Linked DNA regions of Mus musculus: regions 1, 3, 4, 5 and 6 are each linked to region 2. The links are chromatin loops, found by intact Hi-C in ENCODE. Cell type or tissue: gastrocnemius. All regions are shown on one strand. Region 1 has its middle 18 kb from the start of Ppp1r21. Region 2 overlaps Gm31615 (a long non-coding RNA gene). Region 3 overlaps Gm31615 (a long non-coding RNA gene). Region 4 overlaps Ston1 (stonin 1). Region 5 overlaps Gm31615 (a long non-coding RNA gene). Region 6 overlaps Gm31615 (a long non-coding RNA gene).

What was found. Hi-C counts contacts between places; a loop is a spot of excess contacts. Peaks named below come from ENCODE experiments on the same cell type or tissue, not always from the same donor. Only the 100,000 strongest peaks of a DNase experiment are listed, where the experiment ranks them.
Region 1: it touches region 2 in a loop (11-fold over the local background); 37 of 42 quality-filtered maps call a loop at or near these places.
Region 3: a loop joins it to region 2, with 5 times the contacts of the local background. A loop is called at or near these places in 12 of 42 quality-filtered maps.
Region 4: a loop joins it to region 2, with 5 times the contacts of the local background. A loop is called at or near these places in 23 of 42 quality-filtered maps.
Region 5: a loop joins it to region 2, with 2.8 times the contacts of the local background. A loop is called at or near these places in 6 of 42 quality-filtered maps.
Region 6: it touches region 2 in a loop (2.4-fold over the local background); 7 of 42 quality-filtered maps call a loop at or near these places.

The regions. Positions count from the first base shown.
Region 1 is chr17:88,509,150-88,514,149 of GRCm38, forward strand. No RefSeq gene overlaps it. Among named protein-coding and RNA genes, the nearest start is that of Ppp1r21, 18 kb to the right of the region's middle. In gastrocnemius, a CTCF peak has its summit at 2,339 (motif pointing left); DNase peaks (open chromatin) are centred at 102, 2,009, 2,330, 2,792 and 1 more place; H3K4me3 peaks cover 141 bases; H3K27ac peaks cover 774 bases.
Region 2 is chr17:88,253,407-88,258,406 of GRCm38, forward strand. It overlaps Gm31615 (a long non-coding RNA gene), which reads right to left. Exons shown (of 7, transcript XR_877113.1): 4 at 292-889. Among named protein-coding and RNA genes, the nearest start is that of 1700116H05Rik, 52 kb to the right of the region's middle. In gastrocnemius, CTCF peaks have their summits at 2,465 (motif pointing right) and 3,898; DNase peaks (open chromatin) are centred at 2,503, 2,870, 3,395, 3,591 and 1 more place; H3K4me3 peaks cover 2,464 bases; H3K27ac peaks cover 3,241 bases.
Region 3 is chr17:88,301,588-88,306,587 of GRCm38, forward strand. All of the region lies in intron 3 of Gm31615 (a long non-coding RNA gene), which reads right to left. It overlaps 1700116H05Rik (a long non-coding RNA gene), which reads right to left. Exons shown (of 4, transcript XR_001782254.2): 1 at 3,607-5,000; 2 at 2,968-3,121; 3 at 2,826-2,889. Among named protein-coding and RNA genes, the nearest start is that of 1700116H05Rik, 3.5 kb to the right of the region's middle. In gastrocnemius, a CTCF peak has its summit at 2,622; no DNase peak of the experiment used is centred here.
Region 4 is chr17:88,638,471-88,643,470 of GRCm38, forward strand. The region is part of intron 2 of Ston1 (stonin 1); the gene reads left to right. Among named protein-coding and RNA genes, the nearest start is that of Gm38460, 13 kb to the right of the region's middle. In gastrocnemius, a CTCF peak has its summit at 2,786 (motif pointing left); a DNase peak (open chromatin) is centred at 2,774; H3K27ac peaks cover 800 bases.
Region 5 is chr17:88,333,708-88,338,707 of GRCm38, forward strand. All of the region lies in intron 3 of Gm31615 (a long non-coding RNA gene), which reads right to left. Among named protein-coding and RNA genes, the nearest start is that of 1700116H05Rik, 29 kb to the left of the region's middle. In gastrocnemius, no CTCF peak of the experiment used is centred here; DNase peaks (open chromatin) are centred at 131, 2,621 and 2,874; H3K27ac peaks cover 4,983 bases.
Region 6 is chr17:88,378,261-88,383,260 of GRCm38, forward strand. The region is part of intron 1 of Gm31615 (a long non-coding RNA gene); the gene reads right to left. Among named protein-coding and RNA genes, the nearest start is that of Gm31615, 7.9 kb to the right of the region's middle. In gastrocnemius, CTCF peaks have their summits at 447 (motif pointing left) and 3,021; DNase peaks (open chromatin) are centred at 443 and 3,054.

The DNA.
Region 1 (5,000 bases), 260 kb after region 2:
CCCCTTTGGAACAGTTCAGAAAGCCTGCCCATGCCTTCTGCTTCTCTCTCTTCCTTGCCTGTGCCACGCCAGTCCCTCCCTTTGCTGTTCCCCAAATGTGCTGCACACCCTCTGCTCCCAATGCCCAGGGCCCCGCCCCCAGGCGCCTACACCTCTCATCTGTGAGTCACCATTCAAGAGTCACTTCTCCCTCTCCAACTCCCCTGACCTCTTCCCCTTTCTACTGCCAACAAAATTCTGACTTAGTGTAGCATGCATCACTAGAATGCCCCTCCAGGAGGTCAAGTATTTGACTGTCCTCTGTACAGCTGTGTCCCATAGCTCAACCCAGTGTCCCTCGGTAAGCCACTCATGTACCCACTGACTGGGGGACCAGATCAGTTCCCATCTCCTTTGTAATCTTGCCAAGCTCTACACTTCTCTCCACCACGGGAGCGTCTCACTCACTACCCAGCCCCGACTGTGGCTGTATATGAATTCTTCAGTACCTACCTCAGTGCCCAGTGCACATGACAGCCAGAATTTTTTTTATATTATATATTTTTTAAAGATTTATTTATTTATTATATGTAAGTACACTGTAGCTGTCTTCAGACACCCCAGAAGAGGGCGTCAGATTTCGTTATGGATGGTTGTGAGCCACCATGTGGTTGCTGGGATTTGAACTCCAGACCTTTTGGAAGAGCAGTCGGGTACTCTTACCCACTGAGCCATCTCGTCAGCCCGACAGCCAGAATTTAATTATCACAGTCCTCGTGATAGCACCGTTTGGATGGCCCGGAGTGGGCAGGGATCAGGAGATTTGGAGAATGTGGGACAAAAGATGGTGGTCTTCTGTAGTCTCAGCTTTGAACATGACAGGTATATTCTCTCTCTCTCTCTCTCTCTCTCTCTCTCTCTCTCTCTCTCTCTCTCTCTCTCCTTCCCTCCCTCTCTCTCCTCTCTTTCTGGATAGGGCTAACCTAGAACCCACCCCCTAAGTAAACAAGGCTGTCTTGGAACTCACAGAGAGCCACCTGTCTCTGCCTCCCCAGTGCTGGGATTGAAGGCGTGACTACAGAAAGCACCAGAAAGGGGAAAAAAAAAAAAGTATCCTTTGTCGTGCTCCTCCCAATCTCTCTCATCAGCTGTCATTCCTGTCTTTGCGAAGCCTTCCTCTCCCTTGCTCCCCAGGCCTGTTTTGTACACAGAGGCAGTGCCTCAGTGATGAGGGGCTTTCAGAAGGTTTCTTGTTCTCAAATACTTTCTTACATCCCAGCGCTGCGATCCTTGGGGTCTGTTTGCACAGTCTCAGGGGAGAAAATGACAGACGTGGAGGATATTTTTAATTTTCAAATGGCTTTATGGGGGTTCAGTGCTTGCCTGGCATAATGATCCCAGCACTCAGGGAGGCCGGAGTTATAAGTCACCCTTAGATTTTCTTAGAGATCCAGGCTAGCTGGGCAAATGAGTGTGTATCAAAAAAGCAAACAAGTCGTTATGTCCCTTAGAGTTTAGTGAGAGTCAGAAGTGTGGGGATGTATGACTGTAGTTAAAGCTTAGACAGAATTGCTGGGAGTCCGCAAAGCACCCTTAACCTGAACTCACAGGGTTTGGGAGAGAGCGTTGGATGTAGCTGCTTCATAGAGAAAACCGGGCAGCCGTCGGTGGAGTGGGGGTGCGGGCAAGGGGTTAGAATCCACACTGACTGAATTGTACGGATCTGGGGGACAGCGGTCAGACTGAGACAGGCCTTCAGCACCCCGTATTTCCAAGGGCTTTCTTGAACAGGTTGGAAATAGCCCAGGCAAATCGCATTGAGAAGGGTGCTTCAACTCTCACCCTCTCCTCCAGCCCCTTGTCCTAGTCTAAAAGCCTTGCTTGTGTTTCTGAAGGTGGCCCGGAACTCGCTGGGTTCCAGGAAGAAAAGGCCGAGGGGGCTGCAGCGTCTGGTCTGTGACCCCTTACTGCTTTGGGTCTGTTCATCCCAGCCACAGGTGCTCCCCGCCCCCAACGCTGCCCAGGCCGCCCAGGACAAAGGAAGGGTTGTGCCTGCATAAGAGGGCTATTTGCCTCCTTGCCCAGCCATCACGTGAGGACAAAGGGTCCACACCCTAACTCAGCTGAAAGAGTGCAAAGTGTCCCAACACGCCCTGCAAAAGGACTTACTGATTTTCCAGTTAAGAATTTGCCTAACCTGTTCTGTTCAAACAGGCTAATTGTTTCCTGAAAAAGATGAAGTCACTAGAGAGACGTGCCTAAACAATTGCTACCAGTGGTCATGGGCGTGCCTCAGATTGGTAACCAGTTTCAGGACTGTCACCTCAAGTGGCTGCAAATTTGGTGATGGCGCGCTCCCTGGTGGCAAAATGAGGTTATACCAGGCAGAAAACAGCTTGAGAAAGCCAATGGAACGGAGACCTTGAAAATAGGGAAGAGGGGCGATAGGTTTGTGGGACGTTTGTGGTTTTCTTTCTTTCTTTCTTTCTTTCTTTCTTTCTTTCTTTCTTTCTTTCTTTCTTTCTTTCTTTCTTTCTTTCTTTCTTTCTTTCTTTCTTTCCTTCCTTCCTTCCTTCCTTCCTTCCTTCTTTCTTTCTTTCTTTCTTTCTTTCTTTCTTTTTTTTTTTGGTTTTTCGAGACAGGGTTTCTCTGTATACTCCTGGCTGTCCTGGAACTCACTTTGTAGACCAGGCTGGCCTCGAACTCAGAAATCTGCCTGCCTCTGCCTCCCGAGTTCTGGGATTAAAGGCGTGTGCCACCACGCCCGGCTTGTGGTTATTTCTTAATAAATATCTGTTGGCTGGGCTGGGGCATTGAGTGGTTAGTGGGTGGACCGGTGGTTCATGCCTGCCATCCCATCCAGCTCTTGGACCATGGAGTGAGGAGTCGTCAAGGCTAATCTTGGCTTTTACAGCAAATTCTAGACCAGCCTGGGACTCAAAACCGACCAACAAAAAAATGAAATATAACCCACCAGGTGTGTGGATTTTAATAATAAAAGTGAACAATCTGCCCAAAGCCGAAGCAGAGAAGGGGTCTCTAGTCTGATCGACATTACTGCGACTGAGTCTCCTGTATTCCGAAGACTTTTTTTTTTTTTTGGCTGTGAAATTTTTAGAATAGACACTAGAGAAAAGTGAAAATAACTATTAGGCCCGTGTGTCAGAACATGGAGTTTGGCACACCCCAGTTTTTGCCACTCCCCTTACTCCCGTTTCCTTCTTCCCTGCACAAATGTAACCCATGTGAGTATTATGTTGCTTTACCTTAAGGCTGTGGGATACGTTGTTGGAATGGAGGGGCTTTTCTAGCACACTTCGCCACATCTAGTATACACTAGAGTGGTCTACTGGGGTTGCACTCTGCTCACCTTGGGATTTTCTTCAAAATGTTTCTCAATTGTTTGTGGGTCCCAGAAGTCCACACAGCACTGTGTTGCTCTGTCTCTTAGTTCTGTGCCCTGCCTCTCTCTCTCTCTCTCTCTCTCTCTCTCTCTCTCTCTCTCTCTCTCTCTCTCCTTTTCTCTTTCACCCATCCTTCCCTCCCTCAAATAACACTCCCCTACATACACTGAAACACCCAGCTAGGGTTTGCAGGCTAGCTCAGCAGGTAAAGCCACTTGCTGCCAAGCCTGCTAACCTGAGTTCCATCACCGGAGGGCCACATGGTGGGAGGAGAGAACAAACTCGGGCAAGATGTCCTCTGACCTCCACATGAGTGCCTATAGGACACACACATGCTTATCCCCACACATAGACACATAGATAAATAATTGCTATACATTTTTATAAACAAACGCGTAGTCGTTCCACACACGGTTGGATGAATTTTGACAAGTGTGCTGCAACTGATCCTCTTTCTTCCCAGGCTAAAGAACATGTCCATGACCGCACAGAGTGGCCCCTATGACACTCAGTGAACACTGTTCTTGGTTCTTTTGCTGGGTGTCTTGCCTGCTCTAAATCCCATATTAAGAAGGTCATTGCAGAATGCTGTGTGCTGCTTTTCATACTCTACATGATGCTTTGAGTTTCCCCCACACCGTGGTTCATTCTTTTCTGTGGCTACATTGTATCCTATCCATAGATATCCACTGCTTGGCAGTTAGACTGCTTCCAGGTGGAACTGCTATAAATCAAAATGCTCTGTCTTTTCATGTGTCTGTCTTTGTGTGCATGTGTGTGTGTGTTCACATGTGTTTGTGTGTGTCTATGTGTATGTGCATGCAAATCTGTGTGTACATCTTGTTTTTTTGTTTTGTTTTTCAAGACAGGGTTTCTCTGTATAGCCCTGGCTTTCCTGGAACTCACTTTGTAGACCAGGCTGGCCTTGAACTCAGAAATCTGCCTGCCTCTGCCTCCCAAGTGCTGGGATTAAAAGCGTGCGCCACCACTGCCCGGCTACATCTTGTTTTATTGTAACAAAGCATCTGAGTGCTTTTGTATCTTTTTGTGTTCTCACTTCTCTTGGTCTTCCTGCTCCTCTCAGATAACTGGTCACAGTATCTGTAACGCTGTAAGAAAACCCTATACTCTTCCTCACCTGAGACACTTCTTGTTCTTCCTCTACTGCAGATGTGTAGTAGTTTACTCCTCTACAGAACAACCTCTTTATGGTGTCCTTCTAACCCTGGGTTTCCTGTGAACTGTAGATCTGAAGCCCAGGAGAAATCCTTTGGTGACAGCACCAGAGGTGTGCTGTTGTATAGTTCTTCCCCATACCACAAGCCCTTCAGTGCTGTCTTAGCCAGTGTTCTATTGCTGTGAAGAAACAACAGCAGCTCTTCTAGAGGAAAACATTTACGTGGGGCTGGCTTCCAGTTCAGAGATTTAGTCCATTATCGTCATGGTGGGAAGCATGGTGGCGTGTGGTCAACATGGTGCTGGTGAGGTAGCTGAGAGTTCTACATCCTAGTTGGGATGTAGAAGGAAGAGAGTGAGACACTGGGCCTGGCTTGAGAATCTGAGACTTCAAAGCCCACCCCCAGTGACACAGTTCCTCTAACAAGTCACACTTACACC
Region 2 (5,000 bases):
TTATAACTTCAATTTTGTATCAGTTATAGAGATTTCTATCAATGTAAATAATATCTATACAATGCTTTATTTAAGAATAAATTTAGCACCGGGCATGGTGGCACATGCCTTTAATCCCAGCACTCGGGAGGCAGAGGCAGGTGGATTTCTGAGTTCGAGGCCAGCCTGGTCTACAGAGTGAGCTCCAGGACAGCCAGGGCTATACAGAGAAACCCTGTCTCGAAAAACCAAATAAATAAATAAATAAATAAATAAATAAATAAATTAATTTAGTAATCTGCTCATATTTACCCGCTTCATCCTCTCATCATGCTTCCATGTGACAGGTGCAGGAAGGTAACGCAGGGCTTTGATTGTCAGAGTAGCTGGGAGTTGCAGTCTCATGCATGTTCCCAGGTTCCTGTCTACTTGTGCTATGATAGGCATCTTCTGGGAGCTCCAGTTTTCTCACTACAGAGTAAGAATAACAAGAATTAACCATGAAGCTTTGCTGCGCAGGAATGAGCTAGCCCCAACTTACTGAAGAAAGGAGCTATTATTAATATGCAGCATATGGACACACAACATATGCATTCTGAATGAATGAATGAATGAATGGGCACAAGGGAAGGTTGGGAAGGTTGGCCCAGGTCCCCTAAACTGATGAGCAACTTCTTTGAAATTATGCCTTTAGGAATTTGTTATTTGAGATGAGAAATGGGTAAAAAGAAAAACTCAGAAAGGTTGTATGAGAGACTCCTGCGTGGCTGGCATCCAAGCAGCAGGATGGACGGATAAACTTCCCAACTCTCCAAACCACACAGGCCGAAGCTGTGCACTGGAGACTTCCAGGATGCCAGATCTCTTTCATCCAGAAGGAAGGAGACGGAGTGCTCGACACAGCTCCTTTCTGTGAAGATAGAACATTGGTAGAAATCTTCGTATATTGATACAACATTGGAAATGACCATATGTTGTTACTGCCTTGGGAGTGGAAACTCAGTTATGAAAGGGATTCGGCTACGAAGTACTAGGACTGAGTCACTCTCGGCTAAGACTGGAGATTTCTTAAAACTAGAAGCAAAGCTTGGGAACTTTCTTGTCTCTGAAAGGCTGATAGGCTTCAGCATTAAAATCATATAATCAAAGTTAGGTGCTTTAATCCCAGCACTCAGAAGACAGAGGCAGGCAGATCTCTGAGTTCAAAAGGCTAACCTGGTCTACAAAGTGAATTCCAGGACAGCAAAGGGCCTGAAACTCTGTCTTGAAACAACCAAATATCTACACATATATAATATAGTTAATTTTTCCTGAATGCCTGTGGTAACAAACAATAAGAGTGATTATCTTGAAAACTATTTGTTGCCCGGTGGTGGTGGCACACGCCTTTAATCCCAGCACTTGGAAGGCAGAGGCAGATGGATTTCTGAGTTTGAGGCCAGCCTGGTCTACAGAATGAGTTCCAGGACAGCCTGGGCTACACAGAGAAACCCTGTCCCGAAAATCCAAACAAAGAAAGAAAGAAAAAGAAAGAAAGAAAGAAAGAAAGAAAGAAAGAAAGAAAGAAAGAGAGCTATTTGTTCTCTAGATCAAAATATATCCATCTTACTAATGTTACTACTTTTTAAAAACAGAGATTCATTATATACATTTTAGCAGAATACAATAAATACTTATTATACTAAGTAACAATAATCACAATAATTCGACTTGTAAAATAAAATACAATTAAGGTGGCCCAGGTGCCCAGTAATGAGTTTGAAGTAATGACTCATAAGTGCGAAGACTTCCCTGACTGGGTTTCTAACGTGATTACAAGTGGGTCATAAAAGTGAGTGTGAGAAACTAGCTTCCCAAACCAGGATCACCATTTACTGGAATCCATGAGTTCAGAGTAAGGCAGTAATCTTCTGGGGAGAAATGACTACTGTTGACTCATTAATCCAATAACTCTGTACTAATTACAGTGCCTCAGTTTCCCTATTTTATGAAGTTGTCACCTGCCTGCCGCTCAGTTGTGTTTGGAAAGTCCAGGGAGATAATAGTGTGTTTTGAAAATAAGGAATACATTATAAATGCTAAATAATAATAACAATAATAACAGGGAGTCTCTAATGACAGGGGTCCTTTAATAATACTCATCGAGTGTAATAGCATCACTAACCAGTAGGAACAAGACAGAGTGCGTTTGTCTTCTTAATCATCAGTTTGTCTCATGGGAAATTGGTAGAGAGAGGACTGGCGCCTCACACCGAGCCCCCACAGGCTTGCCAACCCGGTGACTCCTGCCCTCCAACTAGCACCTGCTTCGTTTCTCTTTAAGAAGGCGAGCGGTGTAACAGAAAGAAGGGGACAGAGGTATCCCAGCTCACATCCTAAGCCCAGAGAACAGGATTATAAAGTTTCAGTCCATAGCTGGTTGTAGAAAGAAAAGAAAAATAGGCTTGAGACCAAAGAGAGCAAAGGGCTTAGGGGGACGAAGGACCAAGGTAGCCACGAGGTGGCGACAATCCAGCTGGAAAGACCCGCTCGGGTGGCATAGATGGTTCGCAACCGAGGAAGGAACTTCCATAGACACAAAGAAGGGGTCTTCGGAACGGGGAAAAGGCATTTTGTCTGCTTCGCCGGCAGCGTATCGGGAGTTAGACATGACGAAGGCGACCTGGAGAAGGAGCGAGCAGCTCTCTTGTCATTCCTTGGGCTTCCACTTCCCAGGACCGCAGCCCTTGGTGTAGGGAGAATTTTGTGCAAAATCACCCGAAAAAGGTTTGACCCCCTCCTGCCGCCCGGAGGCCAGCCAGATGCTTCCCCGCAGCGACATTCCCAGGATTCCAGCCCGGGAGAGGACGATTTTGAGCCCAGCCACAGGCCTTGGGCCAGTATCTGGCTGCAACTGCGGGTCGGACTTAGCTCGGCAAGGCAAACCGGCCAGCTCACCCGGGGGCCGGGTCCTTGGAGCCCCTTGGGATCCGACCTTGGGGGAGGCTGCACCCTGGCTCTGGAAAGTGCAGCGGCCGTAGGGCGTGCCCGTAGCTCGGCTGCACCGGGTGCCTGGGAAAATGTCCGGAGCTGAGCGAGGCCCAGGGGGTAGGGGTGGGGGGTGGGGGTGCTCTGCTAGTTTTCTTTTGTTTCAGTGTGAATGTGAACACAACCACACCCTCGTTTGTGCTGGGCAGGAGGTAGCTGGCTTTGAAACTCCACTATTAGGAAATTTGAAATAGGGTTGTTAGGAAACTCCCTCGCAATTCTTAGGGCCGTCCTGGGCTGCCGAGCTTGGGCTCTAGCTGTCTGCCTGGTGCCATGCCTAGCCTACTGAGGTGCTACAATCTTTGGCCTGCCTAGAAGCCATGGGCGAATCCATGGCCCTCCCGCTTGGACCATGGTCAGCGATCAGGAAATCCGGGCAAGCTACTCACGGGCCCACCCCTCTGGGGTGTGGGGCGGGAGCCCTTGAGGAACACATGCCCCCGCAGGACTGCCTTATTTAAGCCCCACAGCATCATCACCTGCATTTTGCAGATGAGGGAAGCAAGCCTTTGGTACTGAGTAATTTGCCCGAGAATCTCAACTCTTAGAGGGGCTGGGATTTTACACTGGACCTGCATTTTTCTCCGAAGCCCTAGGCTATCTATGCTGCCTCCTACAGCCCCGCCAAGAGCCAACTGGGAGAAATATAAATAGAGCCAGGAATGAGCTTAAATTTTGGCAGGACAACCGAGGTTATTTTGGACTCTTCTTGCCTTTGAATGCAGACTGGAAAACAGCTAGTGTAAGCTCCACCTTCATCAACAAATGTTTTCCGTTTGTGTTTTATACCAGGAAACTAAGCACTGAGGTATCCCAGCGAACAGGACAGATCATATTAGTGTGTGATTGCACGAGTGTTTGGTGAGCTAATTATTAAGCTGTTAACTGAAAAACTGCCAATCTGGGCACTAGAGGGAGACTCCAGGCAGCAGGAGGAAGGGCAGTGTTCTTGCTGTAGGCAATCCCAGTAGGTTTCCCCTAGCAGGGTGGTTGGTTCCAATCAGATCTCTCCAGTGTTCCCAGCCAGTCTGTGTGCGGGTCAGCTGTGTCATAACCAGAGCAGGGCAGCATCCACTTCTCTGCAGCCTGAGCTCAGGTACCAGAGTTCTCCTTAGTGTTCCCTAGTCCTGGCAGGGTAACTGGGCCTCCTTACACCCTTCCTATACCCAGTGTTGCGCTGGTAAGTGTTCCAAAAACAACAACAAAAACAACAACAACAAAAAACAAACAAACTAACCTAACAAAAAGAAAGACCCTTAGTTTGCAATGAGTGGGTGGGAGGTCTCTACGGTAGAGATCACTTTCCCGGGGGTCACTTTGTATCTCTTCAATCTTACAGACAGGTACACAAATGCTACCCACCACACACATACACTGTCCTGTGCCCTATTGAAAAGTTAGTTTGCTTTCTTTCTTTTTTTTTCTTTCTTTTTTTTTTTTTTTTTTGGTTTTTTCGAGAACCTACATAGCCCTGGCTGTCCTGGAACTCACTTTGTAGACCAGGCTGGCCTCGAACTCAGAAATCCACCTGCCACTGCCTCCCGAGTGCTGGGACTGGCTGTTGTTTGTTTTTTAAAGATTTTATTTATTGTTATATGTAAGTACACTGTAGCTGTCTTCAGACACCCCAGAAGAGGGCATCAGATCTCATTATGGATGGTTGTGAGCCACCATGTGGTTGCTAGGATTTGAACTCGGGACCTTTGGAAGAGCAGTCAGTGCTCTTACCCGCTGAGCCATCTCACCAGCCTGTTAGTTTGCTTTCTAGTTTTTTATTTTTCACCACCAGACTTTGAAGTTTCCAAGAATCTTTGGATTTTTTTTTCCTTCAAAATTTCTTCTGACAGAGTTGTTGGATGTTAAGAGACAATGTAAACAACATACTCTGAAAGCTACTTCAAAATCTAGACCAGTAACACAATCCCGGAAATTCCTACCGGAGGTTTGTAAAACTGTAGTGACAGAAGTGGGCCAAGTATTTTGAAGATAGCTCA
Region 3 (5,000 bases), 48 kb after region 2:
GCTCACAACCATCCGTAACGAGATCTGATTCCCTCTTCTGGAGTGTCTGAAGACAGCTACAATGTACTTACATATAATAAATAAATAAATCTTAAAAAAAAAAAAAAGAAAACTCCCATTGCAGAGGAGCCCTGCCCCAGGCTAGGAGGAAAGTGCGCCACACAGCATCCAGGCAGATAGGTCCCTGAGGCTCCCTCCCAGTCTGGCCATTATATCACTCCCTTTGTGTGGTTACATCAACCTGCTCGGTCTTCAGCAAACCTAAGCATAACATTTCTCTGGATTTTTAGGTTTCCATTTCTGAGGTTCCTGTGTCCTAGGCAACTTCCATGCAACCTGTGACATTTCCTCTCTCTAACCTGAGTTTTGATTAGGACTCCTGGCCATGACTGCATGCATCATGGGTAGAGAGAAATCAGTCACACAGAGACAGCTGTGTAGCTCCCTCACCCAGGCGTTTGTTCTCTTCCCTTTCAATACTTGCACATACACATGTGCATGCATGTACACACACACAGACACACACAGAGAGAGAGAGAGAGATACACACACAGACACACACACATTCACACACACAGACACACACACACACAGACAGACACAGACACACATACACAGACACACACACACAGACACACACACACAGACACACAGACACACACACACAGACACACACACACAGACACACACACAGACACACACACACAGACACACAGACACACACACACAGACACACACACACAGACACACACACACAGACACACATACACAGACACACACACAGACACACACACACAGACACACACACACAGACACACACACAAAGACACACACATACAGACACACACACAGACACACACACAAAGACACACACACACACAGACACACACACACAGATTGTCAATCAATCACTGCAGACACAGCTTCTTCCCATGAATTCTCCTTCACAGGGGTCTGAAGCACGCCTCTGTGTGTGTGTGTGTGTGTGTGTGTGTGTGTGTGTGTGTGTCTGTGTGTCTGTGTGTGTGTGTCTGTGTGTGTGTGTGTCTGTCTCTCTGTCTCTCTTTCTCTGTCTCTCCCTGTGTGTGTGTGTGTGTGTGTGTGTGTGTGTGTGTGTCTGTCTCTCTGTCTCTTTCTCTGTCTCTCCCTCTGTGTGTGTGTGTGTCTTGTTAATGGTCTGTAGCTCTTCATCTAGGTTTGGATTCCTGTGAGATTTCCCCTGTTCATGTTGGCATATCAACTGGTGTCATTGTGAAGGTCTTGGTTAGGTGACCATATTGTTAAGACTTCATGGGCATAGCTGTCATATATATAAGGCCCAGTGTCACATATGTAGAAGTCACAGTATCCTAGTTCTCTGATTTGTTCAAATCCTTCTGCCCCTCTTCTGTGATGTCCCTTGAACCTTAGATACAGGGAACCCTTCATATTTTCATGAGTCGTTTTCGTTTGTTTTGTTGTTTTGTTATGACTCAGTGTGCATATATATACATGTTATGTGTGTCTGTGTGTGTATGTGCGTGCCTGTGCGTGTAAACATACATGTGTTGTATATGTATGTGTATATGTGTATGAATGTGTATATGTATGTGTAGGCCAGAGGCCTCCAGGAGTTGGCTCTTTCTTTCTACCCTGTGGATCTTGTTAGGCCACAGGTTTGGGAACAAAGACCAAAATGGAATAGGCCAAAAGGTCCCGCCCTTCCCTTCTGATCAGCAACCCTATATTCTTGATTCTGTTTGAATTGGATTTTTTTTTTCCAGACAGGGTTTGTCTGTATAGCCCTGGCTGTCCTAGAACTCACTCTGTAGACCAGGCTGGCCTCGAACTCAGAAATCCACCTGCCTCTGCCTCCCAAGTACTGGGATTAAAGACATGCGCCACCACCGCCCGACCGAATTGGCTTGTTTTATCAGTGAAGAAAACCTATCAGGTCCTAGAGATCAAACCCAGGGTGTCAGGCTTGGTGGCAACTGTCATTACCCGTGGAGCCATCTCACCCACCCATGGATGGTCAACTTAACACTGATTACAGCACTGTGAACAAGGCTGCCTTCCCCAGCAACTGCTCATGCCAAAAGCTCCTGGCCCAGGAGGGGTAAGGCCTTATAAGTCTCCCCGTCATGATAGAAGATTGATGGCCCCATCTTGTGCAGGCCTTGGGTAGCCATAGCTGTCAGCCTCTGAGTTCGTGTCTGCAATTCTGTGTCTAGAACATGGCATTTTGCACGACTCTTCCCCCATCCTTAGGCTCTTGCATTCTTTCTATGTCAGTTTGTTTGATTTTGAGTTAAATCTTCCCTGTGTATCCCTGCTTGGCCTGGAATTCACTATGTAGATCACGCTGGCCTCCAACTTAAGGGTGCTCCTTGTGGTTTTGATTGCTGGGACTGTAGGCGTGACGCCAGTCTGGTGAGCTTTAGGTTTAAATAGAAGAGTGAAGCACAGGCCAGAGTCTGTGCCCCTCAGAGGTCCTGCTCTGTGCTGTCACTGATCACTGTCTCCATTTGGCTCTGTAGTGATCCTAAGAAGTCTCTATTGCTGGAGCAGACAAGCTGATCTGAGGAGGTGGCTGCTTCTCCAGTGTATAGCCTCACCCTTGTGGATAACTGCCCCACCTGCTGGTGGAGAGTCCGTTCCTAGAGGCATTGGTTTAACATAATGACTTGACTCTGCCTTCAGCCAGGATGAGACAGGCTAGGTAAGGTGACAGACACTCACTCCTTAGTGACTACCATGCGTATACAGAGGCAAGCAGGAGTCTGAGGCAAGGGAACTCAGATAGACCAGAATGGAGAGTAATGCTAGGCTCTGCTTCTACTCACCATGGTGGTTTGATGAGAATGCCCATGTTGATCCATAGGGAGTGGCACTATTAGGATGTGTGGCCTATTTGGAGAAAATGTGTCACTGCGGGTGGGCTTGAGATTTCAGAAGCTCAAGCCAGTCCCAGTGCTGTTGTCTTACTGCGTTCTGCAAATCCAGATCCAAAGCTGACAGCTGCCTCTCTAGCACCGTCTCCTGCATGCGACCATGCGTTCTGTCACGACAACGGACTGAACCTCTGAACTGTGAGCCAGCCCCAGTTAAATGTTGTCCTCTCTAAGAGTCGCTGTAGCATCTAGTCACAGCAAATAGAAATGCTAACTATGGCTGGGTGATGCACACCTTTCATCCCAGCACTTGGGAGGCAGAGGCAGGCGGATTTCTGAGTTTGAGGCCAGCCTGGCCTACAGAGTGAGTTCCAGGACAGCCAGAGTCACACAGAGAAACCCTGTCTCGAAAAACAACAACAAGAAAGAAAGAAAGAAAGAAAGAAAGAAAAGAAAGAAAAGAAAAGAAAAGAAAAGAAAAGAAAAGAAAAGAAAAGAAAAGAAAAGAAAAGAAAAGAAAAGAAAAGAAAAGCTAACTATGGCAGCTACCTTGTGGGCCCAAGGGGTGAGGAGACTGTCTTTAGTAAAAGCTATTTCTAAATGAATATTATAGTAGGAAGGAAGAAGAAAGTGCATAAGGGAGGGAAGGGCGGGTAGGGAAGGAAGGGGGGAGGAAGGGAGGGAGAGGATCCATTCTTACCATCTGCCATTATTTATAAAACCAAGGACTTACTTAGCCTTTGACTGAAAGACATAAATCTGAAAAAGGAACTGAGTCCCAAGCGGTTGTGTTTCCTCAAGAGGAGAGAAAGATGCTAACAACCCCATCGGATGGGCAGGGCGATGTCTGTGTAGGAAGCTGTGGCCCTGGAGACTGGGTCTGGACAAATGAAGGATTCACTGCTGCATGCTTATGCTGTTGGCATCACGACCTCCCAAACCTATGACGTCACACAGGCGACAGTGCGACCCGCAGACCCGTTGCCAAGGCAACAGGCACCTATTCCCAGAATCTACTTGGCTCACCTCCCACTTTTACCTGTGTTACATCATTTTCCCTATAAATAAGGGGAATGCCCTCTCCCTCTATCTCTTTTTCCCCTTTCTCTTTCAGCCACCACCTTTCCCCCTCTCTCTTCCTCTTCCCCCCTTCTCTTGATAGCATTGTGTCTTTCTTGGCCCACTAGTCAGATCCTATAGCCTAAATTAGGCTACAGCTCTATGCCCCTCCCCACCCCCCACGCGTCCTGGGACAGAGAGTTAAAAAACAGTTTGTATTGTGACGTGACAGGCTTCACAATTTGATCCCCATCTCCTCTGAGGGCTCTGTTACATAGGCCATACAGAACGGAAACCTTCTGCTACTCCCCTAAGGTTATAAAAAGCCAAAATTCTCCTTTGTTTGGGGAAACGGGACTGGAGACTCCTGGGGTGGGGGTTGCTCTGGAGGTGCCCTGAAAGCTGTCCTGTTATCTCTCATCAGCACAATCACCTTTGTCCCTGTCCCTGTTTCTCTTTAAATAAACCCCCGCTTCAGGTTTAAATGGAAACATCCTCTTTCTCTTAAACATAAGCTCCATCATGTTAAAATGCCTTATATTATTTTTTTTCCTGTGTGATTTTTCTTCTGCCCATTTAGAGGCCCAACCATGACCTTGAGCCCTTTTCATTGCTAATGAAACTCACTGAGGGTAATTGTGGGTCACCTTCCTTTCAGCACCAAGGGCTGCTACGGTTCTTTTATCATTAGTGCAGTGCAGTGCTAGCAATTAGAACTCGTATACAATTTAACAGCAGAGTTTTCCTGAAGAATCGCTTTGTGCTGGGCACTCTTCTCCAGGCTTTAGAAGCGGTTTGTCTTTGTGTGAAGGTCGCGCTCTCTCTCTCTATCAGAACTACGGAGATGGCAGCGAGATGGCTCAGCAGGTACAGCTCTCCTCCCTAAGCCTGAGTTCAGTAGATAGACCCACACTGTGCTGGCTCCCGAGTCACACAGACAAACTGTGGAGGTCTGAATGAGAATGTCCCACACAGGCACAGACGTCTGAGTGCTTGGTCTCCTGCTGAGGAAGCTTAGGAGGTGTAGCCTTGATGAAAGAAGTACGGGGTGGGGTCGGGAGTTGGGGG
Region 4 (5,000 bases), 390 kb after region 2:
CTTCAGGTTGCCTATGTTAGTGGTACTGTGTTCATGTGGATCCTATCCTTCTTGGCTTCTTCTTTAACATATTTATTTGCTAAAACCATGCATCTCTTGCTAAGTCAAAGTTTCAAGTTTCTTCTCATGTAAATCATAGTTGTGTGTGTTATTTTAGTTGAAAGTCGATTTTATTCCATATTAGAATGGCTACTCCAGCTTGTTTCTTGGAACCATTTGCTTGGAAAATTGTTTTCTAAACTTTTACATTGAGGTAGTGTCTGTCATTGTCACTGATTTGTTTCCTGTATGCAGCAAAATGCTGGGTCCTGTTTACGTATCCAGTCTAAGTTTTTATTGGAGAATAGAATCCATTGATGTTAAGAGATATTAAGGAATAGTGACTTTTCCTTCCTGTTATTTTTGATGTTATTAGGTTTGTGTGGCTATCCTCTTTTGGGGTTGTTGAAAGAAGATTACTTTCTTGCTTTTTCTAGGGTGTAGTTTCCCTCCTTGTGTGGAGTTTTCCATCTATTATCATTTGTAGATCTGGATTTGTGGAAAGGTATTGTGCAAATTTGGTTTTGTCATGGAATAGCTTGTTTTCTCCATCTATGGTAATTGAGAGTTTTGCTGCGTATAGTAGCCTGGGCTGGCATTTGTGTTCTCTTAGGGTTTGTATGACATCTGCCCAGGATCTTCTGGCTTTCATAGTCACTGGGGAGAAGTCTGGTGTAATTCTGATAGGCCTGCCTTTATATGTTACTTGACCTTTTTCCCTTACTGCTTTTAATATTCTTTCTTTGTTTAGTGCACTTGTTGTTCTGATTATTATGTGATGGGAGGAATTTCTTCTCTGGCCGAGTCTATTTGGAGTTCTGTAGGCTTCTTGTATGTTCATGGGCATCTCTTTCTTTATGTTAGGGAAGTTTTCTTCTATAATTTTGTTGAAGGTATTTACTGACCCTTTAAGTTGAAAATATTCATTCTTTTCTACAACTATTATCCTTAGGTTTGATCTTCTCATTGTGTCCTGGATTTCCTGGATGTTTTGGGTTAGGAGCTTTTTGCTTTTTGCATTTTCTTTGACTGTTGTGTCCATGTTTTCTATGGTATCTTCTGCACCTGAGATTCTCTCTTCTATCTCTTGTATTCTGTTGGTGATGCTTGCATCTATGACTTCTGATCTCTCTTCTAGGTTTTCTAACTCCAGGGCTGTCTCCCTTTGTGATTTCTTTATTGTTTCTATTTCCATTTTTAGATCTTGGATGGTTTTGTTCATTTCCTTCGCCTGTTTGATAATGATTATGTTTTCCTGTAACTCTTTAAGGTATTTTTGTGTTTCCTCTTTAAGGGCTTCTAGCTGTTTACCTGTGTTCTCCCTTATTTCTTTAAGGGAGTTACTTATGTCCTTCTTAAAGTCCTCTATCATCATCATGAGAAGTGATTTTAGATCCAAATCTTGCTTTGCCAGTGTGATGGTGTATCCAGGACTTGCTACGATCCTCTGATCCTGGGCCTGTAGAGTGCCTGGGAGTGGAGCTTCCACTGGGTGTTGTGGGACTGGCTGCAGAGTTTGGGCCCAAGTTCTGCTCAGGGCACCGGCCCAGACAGGAAGGAACCCGTGCCACTGGTTGGGCGGGTTTCCTGAGTCCCTGGATCGTCCCTGGATCGTCCCTGGATCCCACTGGTCCCAGTTACTCCACGTGGTGTTGGAGTCCTGCTTCTAACATACTGAAAGAAATGCCATCCTAGTTTAGAGTTTGTCTGTGGTGGTACTAAGGAAACGTTTATAGGAATGGAAAGAAGAAGGAAGGAAGGAAGGAAGGAAGGAAGGAAGGAAGGAAGGAAGGAAGGAAGCCCAGGTGGACCTTCTCTGGATTGTAGGTAGGGGTCATCTCATTCTCCTGAATCTCCAGGCTTGATGCTGCTGCTCCCTTCTCTCCTGGTGCCTCTGAGCAGCTCCTTCTGGGTCAGTCTCACTGGCTGGGTGGTTACAGCTCAGTTCTGGTGAGCAGGGGTCCATGTGGGTGTCTGCATCTCCCTAGAATCCAGCACAGAGCTGGGTGGAATTTCCTGGAGATAATGTAAGTTGGTGAAGTGAAAGGGTGAAGGGGCATCCTCTCGTGACACATTCTTGCCAATGTGTGTTCACATCACACATTCTTGGACAACTCCATGATGTAGGCAGGCAGGTTCACTTTCACAAGAAATTCACAGTGATTACCTCCACTCTGCACAGACGCTCTGTTGGACCCTTTCGTACCAACAGTGTCTAAGCACCAAGGGAAAACAGCCTCAGGCTGTATAGCTAGCTGTGTGCTCTCCTTTCCTTGTGTGCGTGTCTGTGTGTGGAAATGAGAGCCAGGATTCTGATCGTTGTCTACCATGGGAGATTCAAAAGGGTAGATTTCAAAATTGATCTATGAGAACATGGTACTAAGACTTCCAAACTGTCTCCCCTGGCACAAAGACAGTGGAGGCAGCGGGTCGCCATGTGGAGGCAGCTGGGGTTTAGAAAGATGATTGTAGGCCCTCAACTACAGTTTTCTCTTCCCCGAGGTTCATCCCTGTTTCGCCCTCTGTTACCAGCTTCTTAGTTCTTAACCCTGCGATTTGGTTCTCCGACATCCTTTTTTTTTTTCAGCTCTTAGTAGCTCAGCTTCAGATATGGAGTATCTTGGGTCAGGAGGGAATGGCTATTAACCCGACCTAAGAGACTGGTTTGCGTTCCCACTCCAGAGCTGAGAAGTTACTGACAGAATAATTACTAAGGCCTGACAGTGCCCCCTCGTGGTAGGTACTGAGATAGCAGGCTTTTCTCTGTCACTTCTAAGTTTGACAAAAATGTTTTAGGCACAGTACATGTAATCTTCAACTCAAATCCTGAATAAGAGTGTGCTGGCAAACACCATAGAGTGGACAGAAGCCTGGAGAAAGACACCAGAAAGCTTGAGAGCAAAGTACTTTTTCCACCAGCTTTTTAGAAGTGACGCAGATGTCATGACTACCGTTTAAAAAGTATTAGGTCTTCAACTCTCATGCATTCCCCATCCCGTTTCATTGGGGGGGGGGGGGAACTTCCTCAAGACATTTTCCAGGACAATGTATACATAAAATTAAGTAATTGTCAGTGTCATTTTCAAGTCTAAGTCTAGAACACACAGTTCCCCGCTGGTATGGTAATTGGATATACTAGCTTAAAATCACTTGGCAACGTAGTAAATACTTTCTGTCCAAACCACTGCCTCTTCTCATTAGCCATTCTCACAACAGCCATGTAAAACTGAAAAAAAAAAACACTAAAAAACCAAAACCAAACCAAACCAAACAAACAAACAAAAAACGAAAATTGAAGAAAAGAAACTGAAGAAACTGAAGTGGCTGTGGACTGAGTGTCAGTGAACTACTGCATCCTGGCTGCTGCCGGAAGTCTACACAGGATGAAGGACTAGGAATCCTGCCTCTCTGCTTCTCTGATCTCTTTCTGTGTGCTAGTGGGTGGGTGCGTGCCTGCGTGCATATAGTCTCGCCTGCAGTGATGTGGATAGCTTACAGCCGCTCAGAGGCCGCTGTTGTCCCGTCCTCTGTGTTTGGGGTGGAGCATCTGCTGGGAACTGAGGGACAGCCTCTCCAGGCCTCTTACAGAGTCAACATTCCAATAAGAAACACATTAAAAGAATGAAAGGTGGTTTATCTTTCAAAACAAATTTAGGCAAAGTCTTTTAAATTCGTGCTTTTGGGCCCAAAGATATGCTCTGATGAAAGCTCTATCAGCAGCAGCACAGGAATTTAACCTAGCTTTTGAGATGACTTTTTAAAAATATTTATTTATTTATTATATGTAAGCACACTGTAGCTGTTTTCAGACACTCTAGAAGAGGGCATCAGATTTTTTGTTACGGATGGTTGTGAGCCACCATGTGGTTGCTGGGATTTGAACTCAGGACCTTTGGAAGAGCAGTCGGCGCTCTTAACCGCTGAGCCATCTCTCCAGCCCCCTTGAGATGATTTTTAAAAGTTACATTTATTTAAAGATAGATTAAACTAGATATGGCTAAATGCTATGAACAATGTGAGAGGCCCACGGGGCACTTGTGAAGTCAACAGAGGGCTTTACTGTTGTGGTTCGATGTTTCAAGATAAGGCCTCAGGCTGGCCTCAAACTCACAGTGTCGCCTGGGATGACCCTACATCCTCAATCCTCCTTTTCCTACCCCTTACGTGCTGGGAATACAGGTGTGTCCAAAACCTCTCTCTTTCTTACACACACACACACACACACACACACACACACACACTGTAATTCCCACTTTACCTTTCTCAGTGCACCCAGTACCCCCTGGGTTTTGCCCAGAGCCTGCCTGACTCAGCATAGATCACCGTCCACACAATCCACAGTTCACTTCTCTGACAATAAATGTTAGACTGAAACACTGAAGGCCAGTATGCCTGTCTCTGCACTGTAATCTGTTCCTGGAGAAGCTTTTCAGGACCGTGAGAGGGAATTTCAGTAGTGAAAAAAAGTGCATCCTACCAAAACAAAAAAGTGTTACATTCCACCTGAACAAAAAGAGCCCAGTTTACAAGTCAGGCTTTGAAACCCTATGACCTAACGTGAAGTTTGTCTTTGTATTATCTAAAATTAAATACTGGTTTAATCAATGACTGGGGGGGGGGGGGTTACTCAGTCTACTCAGAAAAAGCTTTTCTAGGGGCTAAAACACACTCTGGCCAAATCTGTTTCATATAAATATTGTTCTTATCTTTGGCTAGAAAACCTTTTTGATGTTTGTGACTAAAGCCATTTGTTGGAGCTGATCTGTGGTAATACAAATATACATACATACAGTGATGATACAGGTATATAGACACACAGTGATGATACAGGTATATAGACACACAGTGATAATACAGATATACATACACACAGTGATAATACAGATATACATACACACAGTGATAATACAGATATACATACACACAGTGATAATACAGATATACATACACACAGTGATGAT
Region 5 (5,000 bases), 80 kb after region 2:
CCCTCCGCGTCCTTAGAATCCTCTTTCCCACCAATAACTCCGATTTACTACTTAACTAAGTTCTGTGTTCCGCCTGGGCTGCTCTTAAGTCCAGTTGGCCTTGGCCAGCTGGCATGGCCACGTTTGTATGGCTCAGCTACCACACTATGGCTCTCCTCCCTCCTGCACGTTCCTCTCTTCCCTAGCGACTCCTTTCTGCTTCTCCTCCTTGTGGTCTCTAGCCTAGGGAAACCTAAACCCCACCTATGCATCTCCTCCCCAGCTATTGGAGCTGCTGGCATCTTTATTTACCAATCAGAATTAACTGAGGGCAGGGTCCCTCAGTGCAGACTCTCTCATCTTTGGGGCAAACAGCTTGGGGGGGGCAATTAGCATTAGAATACAAGCAGCATTAGGCCAACCCACTACATCCTCCTGTTTCTGAGTCTGTTTGCCTGTTGAGCATGCCTAACACTCTTGACACATACATGGGGACGCACAGGTCAGGCAGTGGGTCAGAGAGGTAAGCCTGCTTTCTGGTGAGGCTTGACATCACTAGAACTAGTCCCAGCTAGTTGAGGGGCTGGAAGTCCTCAGCGCCTTCAGAACCATATCATGACTTCATGTTTGCTATTAAGAAACAACCTACCAGTGCTAGCTGGTTGGGCAAAAAGGGAGAGGCTCTCTCTCTGAAGGCTACAGAATCCTCATTGCTCTCTATTAGCAAGTGACTGTGCTTGTCATTTTTAGTATGTTCCATATACCAAGCACTGTGATATTCTTAAAATAACCTGGTAAACTTTCCAATACATACCTTGATTCAATGGGAAGTTACAAGCACCAGGATTAGGTATTGTGTCTCTGGTCACACAGATAATTCATAATAAGCTCATATCCAAATGTAGGCTCATACTGCCCCACAGGCCTGGGAGCACTTCCTTCTGCTTCATGGGCCTGGGAGCACTTCCTTCTACCCGAGGCTTCAGAAGAACCCCCACAAACATGGCCTTGGCTCCCCACTCCTCTGTCCAGTTCTTGAAGCTGTGGTTCACATCATTGTTGAGGGTCTAATAACTAAATGTAGGGGCTGCGGAAATTTGGTGACAGATTCTCAAATGTTCAGCGAGCAAAACTGGATTCAAATACATGCTGAGCCTGAGGTGTCTCTGGCAGTGCTCGCCCATGCTGTGTCCTTGAGTTCACTGCAGCCTTGGTTCTAAACGCACAATACGCATTCAGTGCACATGCACACAGTATGCACGCTGTGAACTGCCCATTGCTGTCACCTCAAGAACATCTGGGCTTCCCAAAACACCTCACTCGGAGTCAAAACTACCACATGTCATGAACTGCAGTGTTTTTAAAAAGGTTTATTTTACTTTTATGTATGTATGTATGTATGTATGTATGTATGTATGTATGTATGCATATCGTCATGTGGGTGCCCTTAGAGGCCAGAAGCAGGTGTTGGATATCCTGGAGTTGGGATTACAGATAGTTGTGAACCACCTGATATGGGTGCTGGAAACCGAACCCAGTTCTCTGCAAGAGCAGCACTGATCTCTCTGCAGCCCCAAATTGCAGTATTTTTACTGTTCACACAAACTCTGTTGCTCTTAGGGAAACATGATGATTTCACTATGGAAAACAAAATCTTTCTTCAGCTGAGATCTAACTTTTCGAAAACATTACGTTTTTTTCATTTGTTCATCTTGTGTGCATGTGTGTCGTGGTGTGCATGTGCTCAGCAGAGGACATTAACCTGCAAGAGTCAGTTCTCTCCCGGGATCAAAGTCAGGTCACCCAGGTTGGCAAGAAGTCCTCGCCTGCTGAATAAGCTGGCTTGGTCTCAAGCTCTAATTCTTTATACAAAAATAAGCACATTTGTGTCAGTTTTAATAAATGGTAAAATCATGTGTACCAAATAATTGTTTGAAAGTAAATAGATTTGTTTGTGGTTTGTCAGTAACTGTTTGGTTGTTTGCTTTTATATCTGCTTTCACATACTTGTATATACAAGGTCTTAGACAAAGCTTCTGGGTGGAAACAGATCATGAATTTGGGGGGGCCTCGATGGCTGGGCTTTCGGACACTCCCGTGAGCTTCTTTGTATTGTTCATACGCTGCAGATACGGCTGCACAGGGGAGATTGACATATGCTCTTCTGAGTCTAGATTTTTATATCCCAGGTGAAAGACAAGAAGAAGGGACACTGGGTCCACAGGAGGAGAGCATGATGAAGAAGTAACTTCATGTGGCTGAGGCCAGGAGAGTGACCGGACTACTTAGCTGAGGACTGGCTAGCTCTTAAACAGAGACTACACAGATTTAAATCTACTGCCAGCTAGAACTTCTGTTACAGCTCTTTATGTCAGCCAGAGGAAAGTGTGCATTCCCCCTGGAGCTCTTGATTCTGAATCTGTTACTACATTTAAAAAAATGGTGTCAATAGATATAATCAAACAGAATCCGAAGCAGCCACTTAGCCATCTGTAGAAAAATATTGGCTCTGGAAAAGATACTGCCTGGTAGGAAACCAAAGGCATAGAAATATGTTTTGAGAATCATGTTCCTGGCCTGAATCAGATCCCACGTCAGGGGAGGTTGGCTGAGGACAGAGAGGGAAGAGAAGCCAAGTAGCTTGTTTTTCTTGCAGTCACCATGTGACAAGGCAGCAAGGGAAGGCCTGTCTCAGTCCCTGCCACCTCTTTCAAGGGGAAAAGCTCACCAGGCTGACTGATATCTCCTCCAAAATCGGGCTGTTGTGCCCCAACCAGGACATGCTCTCCTGGAAACTGAAGAAAGTGGAGTGCTTTGTTGACATATCCCAGCTCCCCTTCCAAGGAACTTTCTCTGTTCTCTGTCCCCAGCCTTCTCCCACTCCTGACAACCCACATCTTTGTGAAGGAAATGTACCATCTGTCCACAGGGTGGTGGCCTGGGCCTGGCAGGCTCTGTCACCTTGATGACCCCCAACCCTCCAACCCCCATAGTTTCCATCACTCCTTGATTGAATGAAGCAACAATGAATTAGGCAAGTATTTAAAAAACATGTTTCAAAATGAACTTGACCAGTTAACTAGGTTCTCATTAACACAAGTTCTCTTTCTATGTCATATTTTGATTAAACACACACACACACACACACACACACACACACACACACACTGTGGGTTAAATTACATCTCCCCCCAAATGAGGGCTTTATAGATGTACTCGAGTTAAGATGATGTATATAGAACTGGGTGATTTCTAAGTTCCGTGACTGCCGTGAAGAAAAGACACTGACAGCATGGAGACAATTATGTAGAGACACAAACTGGAGCAAGGCAGTACTACGGGAGGGCCTCCTACCACTAAAGATAGAGGTGACGGGATGGAAAGTTCAAGGTCTTCTTTGATTACATATTGAGGCTACTAGCCCAGGATATAGGAGACTATCTCAAACACCACAAAGAAGAAATAAAAAAAGAAAGGAGAAGCCAAGATGGTCTATCCCCTGGAGCTCTCAGAGAGTGTTTGGCCCTACTAACTCTGACTTTGGACTTCTAGCTTCTAGAACTGTTTGAAATAATTTTGTTTTTGAAAGCCAAACTTTTGAATGACTCTTAGGAGGCCAATACGAGTGCTTTATATGCACACATCTTGATTCTGGGCTTGCCTTGTTCTTAGCGCTTCTCACAGTTCTTGGCAACATCAAGTAGGAGGAGCTCAGCTAACTCAGAGGAGCTGATAGTATAGGCGTCTGATCTGTTTACTAAGAGGTAATAGATACCTTTACTTTGAGGTATTTTGCAACAATATATTTCAGCAAGGGTTCTGTAAACTGATTAGCCTGTGTGCATGCATGCATGAATGTGTGTGTTTGTGGGTATACTGAGCAAAGAACTTGTAGTGTATAAGTTTACTTCCTACATTAATTTACACCTAAGAAACAGAACTAACAGCTGGCAGTGCCTCCCCCAGCTTAAAATAGAGTTAATATGTGTTTAACAGCAAAATACAATGATATATGCAGGTCTGGCATGCTGTACTTGCGGTCTCCCCAGGCTTTTGAAATTGTACAGTTGTATCAATGTATGTCTCAGCCTCTGACACAGCCACTCAACCCAGAGTCGAGGAAGTCAATATTATTGACTCTGGGAGAAGGAGGAACTAAATGTCTCTCGCTGCTGTCACGTGACCTCTCCAGGATGTAGCTTGAATATCACATCACCATGCATGAGTCTTGACTCTTAAAATGTCATAGATTTCCATACTGACTTGAATCATGAATCCGAAATAGAGGAAACAACAGACCCTTCTTTTTGCAGATCTTCAGTGTTTTCTATTAATAAATATTAACTCGGTTTTGGCTTTTGGGTAGGAATTAATGAACTCTGGAGAGCTACTCAGTTAATGTCAGGAATATATTCACATGGTGCACTTTAATTCACTCAGGCCATACATGTGGGTTTGCAACCCTGCAGACCTCTTGCAATAGTACCCTGCTGATCTTTAAGGCGTGGCAGTGGAGCTGAGGGGAAGGTGCCTGTTACATTACCTCCCACAGCCCTCTTCAGCCCTCTTCAGTGTGGAAACAGACTACGGTGCTATCCTGTTCAAAATCAGTCCCCAGGGGTGACCTACATCATGACTACTTTTTAAATTTACTATAATTAACATAGTATGGCACAGCTCCATAAAGTCACATAGATAGTATTCCAGAAGAGAATGTTCACAGTCGAACCCAAGTCTATGAGAAATAAATCATCAATTAACAGTGTTTGGAAAACTGCAGTGTGGACATAGCTTTAAAAAAAAAACAGAAACAAATTCTATATCTTTTGTTTTGTTTTGTTTTGTTTTGTTTTGTTTTCTGGACAGGGTTTCTCTGTGTAACAGCCTTGGCTATCTTGTAACTCATTCTGTAGACCAGGATGGCCTTGAACTCACAGATATCTGACTGCTTCTGCCTCCCAAGTGCTGGGATGAATGGTGTGCTCCACCACTGCCTGGCACAAATTTTATATCTTTTTTTT
Region 6 (5,000 bases), 120 kb after region 2:
CAGGGTCCATGTAAAAGCCAAGCATGGGATTGCATCTGTAATCCCAGTGCTATGCGGAGCAAGGGAGAGAGGGAATCCATGGGCTCACTGGCCAGCCGGTCTCATCAAAACAGCAGGCTCTAGGTTCAGTCGGATCCCTGTCTGAAAAAAATAAGGTGCAGAACAATAAAGGAGGGCACCCAACTTTGACCTCTGGCCTCAGAACATACAGGCACACACACACACACACACACACATCCGAGTGAGATGTTACAGAATCTAGGTATTATATGTTAGCCGTATAATTGTTTGGTCAAAAAAATACATAAATTAGGGAACTGGAGAGATGGTTTCGATTTTAAGAGCACTGACTGCTCTTGCAGAGGACCTGGATTTGAATCTCAGAATTCTCAAAGCAGTTCACAACTCCAGTTCTGGGGCATCTACTGCCCTCTTCTGGCCTCCCTGGGCACTGCATGCATGTAGTGCACAGACATACATGCAGACAGACTCCCATACATGTGGGAAGCCACATGTGCCGTTGCAGAGTGGAACTGACTACTGCTGGCCACCACGCATAAGTTTGGACAAACAACCAATGTGTACATATGCAGTAAAGTTTTTTGCAAAGACACTGCCTGGCCCGGGCATGATAATGAGGCTTCGAGAGTATAACCGATCAGATGTGAGACATGCAAATGAGGTATGATAATGAGGCTCTGTGAGGTACAGAGAGAGAGAGAGTAGCCAATCAGATGAGGAACATGCAAATGAGGCTTAGTGCATAACCAATCCGGGTGTGAGACACGCCTCTCCTAGGCCTATATAAGCAGCACCAGTTCTGGGCTCGGGGTCTCTTCGCCTCTGCGCCTCTGCAATCAAGCTCTCCCAATAAACGTGTGCAGAAGGATCCTGTTGCAGCGTCGTTACTGCTGGCCAGTCCGGCGCGAGCAAGACATACACATAAAATAAGAATAAAGGGATGTTATATGCACTAAACACTAGCAAAATGAATATAGAGGCTTCTGATGAAACACTTAAAAGTTTCCATAATAAAATGCTGAGGGTAGGGAAGATACAAGGCAGAATGTTTCTGTTGAGTGACTAGCCAGGTCGGTTTACAGATGCAGAGAGGCATGCGCAGAGAGCATGCCTGAGCCTATTATTTCACTGCTGCACAGCCCTGAAGGGTGCTGATCCTTTCATGACAAAGCCCAAGCTCTTTGGTTGGGCACATAAATGCTTCACAACAACAACAACAGCACACACACACACAAACACACACACACACACTGACCATACCTCTCTCCTCCAGCACAGGGGCGGAGCTGTAATGAGGCGTGTGGGCTAATCATTTAGTGCACTTTCAATATGACTGTGCCTTTTAACTGATTTTACTTATCAAAGCAAGATACAGGCATGGTTTAAATAGTCAAGGAATGCCAAAGGCTTATACAACAAAGGACAACGGCATTTTCCTGTAACTGGGTTGCACCTACGCTCTATTAGCCACAACCGTCAGTCTCAGACTTTAAGCTATTTGTTTCTGCTTCCAAGTTCCTGCATTTATGATTCTCTCTACTCATGAAGGCAAACACTATTAGTTTATTGCCTCTTACTGATATCCTTATTCTTCGCCAACTCCTTCCAATATGCTGTATTGATATTTTTGTTAAACCAAACAATTTAGTGTTAAATGACCCTATTAATAAATCATAAATGCATAAAGTTATACATACTTAATGTATATATAAGTGCATACTTGATACTATATATTTATATAAACATTTAAACCTATTTACTGTGTGAATCATGATATGAGTTAATATTAGTTATTAAGATTGGAATAAAAGAACCCACTTTTGACTTCACCAGATTATCTGACAAATTGCTGCCATTAAAGCCATTTAACCTTGTGAATTTCCTGTTATTCAATAAATTCTGACATTGTAGACAGACACACACACATGTTCGTTTATGCTTCTGCCATAGCACACTCACAACCATATATATATATATATATATATATATATATATATGTGTGTGTGTGTGTGTGTGTGTGTGTGTGTGTATATATGTATATATACATATATATACATGGAAGATGTGTGTCAAATCATGCAATCATGCGTGTGGAGGTGTTACTGGAAATGTTGGGGAGTCTCACCACAGTCATCACATTACTGAGAAATTGTCCCCCTCCCATTGGGGAGCACAGGGTTCATTTGGCTCTCGCTTTCACATCACAGTTCATCACTGAAGAAGTCAGGACAGGAACTCACACAGGGCAGGAACCCGGAGGCAGGAGCTGATGCAGAGGCCATGGAGGAGTGCTGCTTACTGGCTTTCTCCTCATGGCTTGCTCAGCCTGCTTTCTTATAGAACCCAGGACCACCAATCAAGAGATGACACCACCCATAATGGGCTGGTCCCTCCCCCATCAATCACCTATTAAGAAAACGCCCTCCAGCAGGATCTTGGAGAGACATTTTCTCTATTGAGGTTTCCTGTTTTCGGATAACCCAGCTTGTGTCAGGTTGACATAAGACTAGCCAGAAGAACAGTTTTATTCGCTAAAAGAAACCCCCATGGTAGACAACTTGTCAATCTCAGCAGCTGCCTGGAGGAGGAGGAGGAGGAGGAGGAGGAGGAGGAGGAGGAGGAGGAGGAAGAAAGGAAAGAGAGAAGGCCATTTGCATTAAAGCCAGCCCAGAAGTCAGCTCATGGTGGACAAGCAGCCGTGTGGTGGGAATTCAGGAGAAGGAGGGAAGGAAGCATGAGCAGGGATGGAGGTAAAGAGGGAAAGTTGTGCTTTCCTGAGCTACTCAGGAAAGTGGGAGGATTTTCAAAGTTATTTGGCTGTGTATCGCTAAGCAACTGCACTAGGGGGCAGACATTGGGAAGGAAAGTACCTTACGTTGTAAAAAATATAAGTATTCCTCCTATCTCTTTAGCACAACTCAAGGTAGATCAGCCTTCTTGAGGGGCCGTTCCTGGGCTAGGTGATTGACTCGCCCAGCTGGGTTGAGGACGCGATGGCTTGTCTCCACCTAGAGGTAGACTCCATCCTTTACTGTCAGAGGTCAGCTGGGAGCTTGCCAGTGCTTCCCATCTACCTTGCCTGTACCCAGGACCTAACTCCAGTCTCTGGCTCAGCAGCTAACATCTTTATCTGATGAGCCCACCCCTCACCCTCGGATTCTCCCCAAACAACATTTGCTGCTGCGTGCTGCAGGTTCGAGGAATTAAAAGATGAAAGAGATGAGTGAGATTTGGTCCCTGGCCTCCGGGGACTTACAGTCTGGCAAGAGAGCCACTTTTCCCAAAGCAAGGAGTCCTAGACCAGCTCTGTGAATGAACATAGGATCTGGACACTTTGTAAGAGAAAGCAGGCTGGATTTTCTGTAAGAAAGTAATTTGAAGTAGCGACAGAAAACTGGACTTTGAAAATGTAAATACAAATTCACTAAAAACAATGAGTATTATAGGGAAGTTGGGTGTGGATACTCATAACTACAATCTCAGAGTCCAGAGGCAAAGGCTGGAGGCTCAGGAGACTCAAGGCCATCTTTGGCCATACACCAAGTTTGAGGCCAACAGAGCAATGTGGAACTTAATCTCAAAATCCCAACAACCAAGTAAAAGTGAAGTGTTTCAAATAGACATTCTAGGCTATTGACTACTGTCTTAGTTACTGGTCTACTTATATGAAGAGACACCATGACCAAGGAAACTCGTATAGAAGAAAGCATTCAAATAGGGGCTTGCTTACAGTTTCAGAGGGTTACATCATGATTATCATGGTCAGAAGCAGACAGACATGGTGCTGGAGCAGTAGCTGAGAGCTTTACTTCCCGATCTGCAGGCAGAGAAAGAGAGACAGACAGACAGACAGAGACAGAGACTGGCATGGACCATTCCCAAGGACACATGTCCTCCAACAAGGCCACACCTCCTAATCCTTCCCAAATAGGTCCGCTAAAAGAGGATCAAGCACTCACACCTATGAGCCTGTGGAAGTCACAGGTTCTTATTCAAACCACAACAGCTACCTTTCATGAGGCACTGAAAATGTACTTCTGAACAAAGGAAATTGCTTGCCAGTATGGTGGCCCCCGTTTGTCATCCGAACCAGAGATGCAAAAGCAAGAGGGTTGAAAGTTTAGGGCCAGGCTAGGGTAAATATCATATTTCAAAACCAAAACTAGCCAGGCGGTGGTGACGCACGCCTTTAATCCCAGCACTCGGGAGGCAGAGGCAGGCGGATTTCTGAGTTCAAGGCCAGCCTCGTCTACAGAGTGAGTTCCAGGACAGCCAGGGCTATACAGAGAAACCCTGTCTCAAACAAAACAAAACACAACACAAATACAGAAACAAAAATCAAAACCAAAGTTAATAAATCTCCCAAAACAAACCGGTCAAAATCAAAGTGCCTTTTCTTTAAGCTTCCATATAATGAAATCAGACAATCAAATTACCAAGCAAATATCTAATTATAGGGTATGATAACTGCCATGGAAGGTAGGTAGTCAGAGAGTGGAGTTCTCAAGGAATGAGAGACAGCTCCATATGGCCAGGCAAAAACAGAAAGTAAAGATGTGTTGGACAGTGTGTAGGCATTGCTGCACATACCTGTAATCCCAGAACTCTGGGTGCAGGGGCAGGAGAATCGCTCAATCTTCCAGGCTAGCTCAGTCTGAGTATTAGGTTTCAGGCCAGTCAAGAGTCTTGAGAAAACAAGGGAGAGGGGGGAATGTTGGACAAAACCCCAGGTCCATGTTTCTCATCTCCTTCTTGGTCTATTGCTCTCATGTAAATAGTTCTGGCCAGAGAGGGGTGGATTCTAGGATTCGTTTTTTAATTTTTGTTTTGTTGAGACAGGGTTTTGGTGTGTAGCTTTGGCTGTCCTAGGATTCCCTCTGTAGACCAGACTAGCCTCAAACTCTCAGAAGTCTGCTTGACTCTGACTCCCTAGTTCTAGGATTCAAAGTGTGAACTACCACTGCCCAGCTGGATTCTAC